2 separate regions of the Homo sapiens genome follow, and region 2 is linked to region 1. The links are chromatin contacts, found by Hi-C or POLR2A ChIA-PET in ENCODE. All regions are on one chromosome and are shown on one strand. Each heading gives the region's core, a stretch centred on a gene start or an enhancer-like site at or near the end of the contact. The rest is flanking DNA. Distances are from core to core; before and after follow the strand shown. Region 1 holds the start of FBXL20 (F-box and leucine rich repeat protein 20). Region 2 overlaps FBXL20 (F-box and leucine rich repeat protein 20).

Evidence for each region. Hi-C counts contacts between places; a loop is a spot of excess contacts on that map. ChIA-PET counts read pairs that join two places held with the same protein, here RNA polymerase II (POLR2A). Pooled maps may share reads with other maps.
Region 2: a pooled map shows a loop between it and region 1 (4-fold over the local background). The contact joins the enhancer-like site here to the promoter of FBXL20 in region 1. A Hi-C loop is called at or near these places in 3 of 168 maps with a recorded cell type or tissue (GM11168, IMR-90 and posterior cingulate gyrus) and 2 of 50 pooled maps. POLR2A ChIA-PET finds 5 or more read pairs at or near these places in 5 of 52 experiments (H1, HEK293, OCI-LY7 and 2 more).

The regions. Positions count from the first base shown.
Region 1 is chr17:39,400,022-39,403,058 of GRCh38, forward strand. FBXL20 (F-box and leucine rich repeat protein 20) reads right to left here and starts at 1,605. Exons shown (of 15, transcript NM_032875.3): 1 at 1,340-1,605. The coding sequence starts at 1,381. RefSeq lists silencers at 858-1,150, 1,215-1,644, 1,675-1,874, 1,905-1,984, 2,235-2,624 and 1 more.
Region 2 is chr17:39,333,831-39,336,867 of GRCh38, forward strand. All of the region lies in intron 2 of FBXL20 (F-box and leucine rich repeat protein 20), which reads right to left. Among named protein-coding and RNA genes, the nearest start is that of MIR548BC, 38 kb to the left of the region's middle. Within about 2 kb of position 1,406, at least 4 of the 41 ENCODE cell types and tissues checked have a DNase peak (open chromatin) inside an H3K27ac peak, as active enhancers do.

The sequences.
Region 1 (3,037 bases), core at 355-2,854:
AAACCATCATAAATTAACTTTATTGGGGCTCTGTACATTAGGGCCATCCAATGTCCTATTAAACACCAAATAATATATTCCATAACATTTTCTTCTAGTGATCAAGTTAAATACTAAAACTCTAAGAAGGCCAATTCTTTGATTTTCTCCACTCCTGAAGTGCAACAGTAACACTGAAGCTCTGAACTTAAACTGCACCCAAAACACTTCCTATCTTGATCTTCGTGGATCAATTCAAATTATTTCCCAGTTCGCATAATAAGAAATCAAAGAATAGATTAAACTGACAACCCTTAAAAGTTTTCACACCCTGAACCTAGTTGTCGAGTTTCTTAAACTTTTGTCTCGCCGTCTTACAATTTCATCTCTCAAATGGAGATGAAGAAAAACACCGAGTGAGATTGTCCACTGAGCTGTGAGTGATCCCAGGTCAGCCTGGTTCTCTGCCAGAAAAGACCAGGTGACATTTACTCTTCCTGTAGAAGTTTCTTTCTCTTGACCCTCAAGGAACCTTCCAGTATATTGTTATACTACTGTAATTCATCAGTAGTTACAATATTTCACTTCCCAAAGGAATCTCTTCCTTGCAAGATGACTACTCTCTAAAGACGCTTTCAAGACCGTCCACTCCTCAATTCCAGGACAGTAAACCTCCCTCGCTAGAGGAGAAAAAGTTCCTGAAAGACAGACCGGAATGGATTTGCTGAACTTTCGTCCCAATCTCAAAGCATGTAGACATCCAAGGGTTCCCAAGGAACAATGAGCTACAGAAGTACAGACTAAACGGGAAAGCAGAGGAAGTATCAGAACAATACCCAAACCAAACACAGCACCGAAAACCCGTGGTAGCCTCTATCATCCCAAACTACCGTCCCCACTTCCCTAGTTTCACCAAGGTCTCAAACTCGGAGAAATGGTACCCATCCCCTAATTTCCTCCCTCAACAGACAACAAACGCGTCATGAAGGTAGCAGCGAGAAAAGCAGCAGGCTCTGGTGGACCGGAGCCGTGATGGCTGGGTGGAAGGAGGCAAGCCAAGGGTTGTGTAAAGAATGGAAAGCTGAGCGATCCTGGAGGAGGGTGGAATTAGGGCGCCCGAGCTAATCCCCCGCGGGGGCCCGCTGGTGGGAAGAGACGGGGGGCGAACCGGCGAGGGGACTGGGGGCACCGGGCTGCGCTGGGCTTCTGGGTCGCAAGAAAGGGGAGCGGAGTCTGGCAGCCCCGCCAGTGGGTGGGTGACGGCGCCTGCCAGGGAGGAGGCTCCGTGCGGAGCGGACGTTTTGGGATTAGAGCGCGCGACCCGCCCTCCTCACGCCGCCCGAGCCCCCCAAGCTCACACCTCAAACCTGCTCTTGGTCACTCCGTTCACGTCCCTCCTCATGGGGCCGGCGGGTGCGGCCCGGGCCGGGCGCTGCGGCGAGCGGAGTGCACAGACCGGGGGCCCAGGACAGGCCCGGGAGTTCCGGGACGGGGACTGGGCGCCGGAGGGGTGACGCCGGGACCGTGGGACGGGAACAAGAGACCTCTCGGCTCCGGCTAGGCCTCCACCACCTCCCGCGGCGCCGGCGGCCGCAACGACTGCTCGTCGCTAGCTCGGCTCTCTCCTCAGCCTCAACTTCAACCCAAAACAAAAACACTCCCCACCTGCCAGCAACGCCGCTGCTCATTGGACAGAGCCGCCCGGGCCTCGGAGCGCCCGGGAGGGGGAGGGGCGGGAGGGGAGGAGCGCGGCGGCGGCGGCGCGAGACCACCCCTCCCCCACACGGGGCCGGCCCTGACGGCGCTCCCGGGAGCAGCCGGTGCGCGGCGGCGGCACGACCCCCTGCGCCTCCGAGGCAGACGAGCCCATCGGGAGAAGGCGAGGCAGGGAAGTGCCTGTGCGTGTGGAAAAGGGGGTCTGTGGGGCGGATGCGAGTGCGCGCGTGCTCGCGGACCAGCGAGGGAGAGTAGAGCAGTACCGCACTCTGCGCGGGGGCCCCTCTTCTGCCCCGTGTCCCCCTCTCCTCCCTCCGCGGGCAAACAGGCACGCACCTGCCTGCACAGAACCTCAGCCTCTGCCCGCGCCCGTCGCCCCTCGTCACTTGTTCCCCAGGATCCTGTAAGGCACCCGCATCCTTCCCGGCCACCCAGCTCCCTTCCCCTGTCACTCACTGTCGCCTTGAACCCAAAGTGCAGCAGGCGGTCCCTGCTCGGAGCCATTTTCCTCCTCTTCTGGATGTGTCTAGATTGGGGCAGTGCGGCTGCCGCCGCGCCTCCGCGGTTGCCGCCGCCGCCGCCTCCCCCGCCTCCCCCGCCCCAGTGCATTACATTACGGGGTGCTGCAGGGAGGCCTGGGGGGCCGGGGCCGGACGCTTGTCTCCCTGTGCATGGCTCGGGAGGGCGAGGGTGGTTGCGCTGAGCAACAGGCCAAGTGCCCGCCCTGGTCCGGGGATGGCTGCGGAGCTGCACCTGAGGCCGGGGGTCGGGGGTGCAGGGCTGGAGCCGGGCAACCCTTCCTTTGGCCGGGGTCGGGGCGCGCGTCCGTGGGGGTGGGGCGGGCGAGACCGAAGAGCCTTTGGTTTTCCTTGCTCGGCCGCCGCCGGCGCCCAATGGGCTGCAGCGCCTGCCTGTCCGCCAATCAGGGCGCTGTTTGGTGAGAGCTTCGGCCTGACGTCACTTTGGCGGGAGAAACAAGCGTGTGTGAGCGAGTAGGCGGGGGCGTTTTCCCGATGGAAACACTTCATCAGACTCCCGGGCTCCTTGTATAGAAGCTGATCTGTGTCATCATATTATATTATGTTTTAACAACTCTGGCCTTCAAGGTCTCAGAATTTATGACCGAATTTCCACGAAGGAATAACACAGGATTTTGTAGTTTTGTTGCCCCTTCTATGAGCAACAAACTACAAAATTATGTCCTAAGAGTGAACTATTAGAAACTGTATAATAAATTCCAGCACACCTGGCAGGAGCAGCAGCACTGCTAATTGTATGCTTCCAAAGCAGTTATGAGTTGGTCTTCCTCACACCCCTTTTAATTAGTGGTTTTAGCGACTGA
Region 2 (3,037 bases), core at 156-2,655, 66 kb before region 1:
GCCGCCACCCCGTCTGGGAGGTGAGGAGCGTCTCTGACCGGCTGCCCCGTCTGAGAAGTGAGGAGCCCCTCCGCCCGGCAGCCACCCCGTCTGGGAAGTGAGGAGCCCCTCTGCCCAGCCGCCACCCCGTCTGGGAGGTATACCCAACAGCTCATTGAGAACGGGCCACGATGACGATGGCAGTTTGGTCGAACAGAAAAGGGGGAAATGTGGGGAAAAGAAAGAGAGATCAGATTGTTGCTGTGTCTGTGTAGAAAGAAGTAGACATAGGAGACTCCATTTTGTTCTGTACTAAGAAAAATTCTTCTGCCTTGGGATGTTGTTAATCTATAACCTTACCCCCAACCCCGTGCTCTCTGAAACATGTGCTGTGTCCACTAAGGGTTAAATGGATTAAGGGTGGTGCAAGATGTGCTTTGTTAAACAGATGCTTGAAGGCAGCATGCTTGTTAAGAGTCATCACCACTCCCTAATCTCAAGTACCCAGGGACACAAACACTGCGGAAGGCAGCAGGGCCCACTGCCTAGGAAAACCAGAGACCTTTGTTCACATGTTTATCTGCTGACCTTCCCTCCACTATTGTCCTATGACCTTGCCAAATCCCCCTCTCCGAGAAACACCCAAGAATGATCAATAAATACTAAAAAAATTAAAAAAAAAAAAATTCGAAAAAAAAATTCAGCTAATCCATGCTTGCCATTTCAGTTCATAAAGTTCACCTCTTACCCACTTACAGAGGATATATCACATCACAATTATGACCCAACACCAGAAGAGTTGAAAAAATGAGAAAAAAATTTCATATTCTTTTTTACCTGAATCCTTTAAAAAAATTTCATATTCTTATAGGTAATAACAGTCCTTATTCTGAAACCGCATGTTATAACTAAAAGGGCACAGTGCAGACTCAAGCAATCTTTATCACTTAATGTCATTTTTACAGTTATCAACGTCATCCTCAGAAGGAATCTTTGAGGGCTGGGCACAGTGGCTCATGCCTGTAATCCCAGCACTTTGGGAGGCTGAGGAGGGTGGATCCTGAGGTCACAAGATTGAGACCATCCTGGCTAACATGGTGAAACACCGTTGGAACAGAAATTAAAAGAAATTAAAGAATGTGTAAGCAAAAACTCAGTTGTATGTAAGAAAACCCAATTCCCCCTGAGGAAGAGAAAGAGCTGGAGTCCTTTAAAATTAACTGCCTGTTTTTCCCTCTGTGGCTAGTGAGCCTTATCTCTCCACTTCCCAGGCATTGTGAAGACCCTGTTTCTCTAGCTGTGCAGCTGCAAGGTCACTAGACAGATAATCTCAAGTCGTAAAACATGTTGTTCCTTAAAAAGTAAGAAATGATGTAATGCATGTCTTAACTGAATAACTGTCTTTGTTTCTTGCTTCTGTAATACGCTTCCCCCTGCACAGATCTACCCCCACCCCACGAAATGCTTAAAAGGTAGCTTGACTTTTTGTTCAAGGCTCAGTCCTTTGGATGTTAATCTGACTGGGTTGATGCACCTAAACAATTAAATAATTCCTCCTCAACCCCTCCGGTCTCTCTGATTCCTTAATTATCCCGCTGCAGTGTCTCTACTAAAAATGCAAAAAATTAGCCAGGCATGGTGGCACGTGCTGTAGTCCTAGCTACTTGGGAGGCTGAGGCAGGGGAATAGTTTGAACCCAGGAGGCGGAGGTTGCAGTGAGCCGAGATCATGCCACTGCACTCCAGCCTGGGCAACAGAGTGAGACTCCGTCTCAAAAAAAAAAAAAAAAAAAAAAGAAGGAATCTTTGAGAAACAACTCACTTCACAGTAGCTCTTGGAAAACACAGTCTTTGTCTTAGAAACATAGATGTTCCTTTTTCAAGTGGTACCGCTAAGTAAGTACATATGGTTTTGCTCTAAGAGGGAGTACTGTCAATCTTGCTAACTGAATTTCACATTATGCAAACAGTGGATTCCAGCTTGTTAAACCATTAATCACAAACTTTGTTTCAATAGGGAAGGAAGAGAATCAGTATAAAAGGGGAAACAGGCTGGGTGCAGTGGCTCATGCCTGTAATCCTAATACTTCGTGAGGCTAAGGGGAGAGAATTGCTTGAGGCCAGAAGTACAAAACCAGCCTGGTCAACAAAGTGAGTCCCCATCTCTACAAAAGAAAACAACATGCGTGTAGTCCCAGCTACTCAGGAGCTGAGGAAGAGGATCAATCGTTTAGGCCCAGGAGTTTGGGACTGCCATTATCATCCCACCGTATTCCAGCCTAGGCAACAGAGTGAGAGCCTGTCAGAGGGGGGAGGGGAGGGGAAGGGAGGGGGACTAGAATAAAATAGAGGAACCAAGAACATTTGCTTAAATTATTGGTAACTTGGCTGTAAGCACTGCAAATACATGGAAATAATATGGTCCTAACAACACAATTGTTTTTGTAGGTTAATATATGTTTGATGAAATGACATAATATGTAACTTAAAATCTAAACAAACCAAATGTTGTATATTTATTAAACTGCACTTTTAAAAATAGCTAATACACAGAAACTCAAAAGACACACACAAATTTAAAAGACAAAGAAAGGCTGAGCAACAAAATAAGCAGTGAGGGTAACAATATAATTCAGACTAAAACAAATATCCATGAGTCTATACTACACTAACTATAAATAGAACAGATGGGAAAGCTCTACCTTACAGCAGAATTACAATTAATGAAAGTAGAAGGTTGGGGGCGGTGGCTCACACCTATAATCCCAGCAGTCTGGGAGGCCAAGGTGGGTAAATTACGAGGTGAGGAGTTTGAGACAAGCCTGGCCAACATGGTGAAACCCCATCTCTACTAAAAATACAAAAATTAGCCCAGTGTGGTGGCGCACGCCTGTAATCCCAGCTACTCAGGAGGCCGAGGCAGGAGAATCACTTGAACCTGGGAGGCAGAGGTTGCAGTGAGCCGAGATTGCACCATTGCACTCCAGCCTGGGCGACAGTGTGAGACACCATCTCAAAAAAAAAAAAGAAAAGAAAAAGAAAGTAGAAAGAATTGAGCA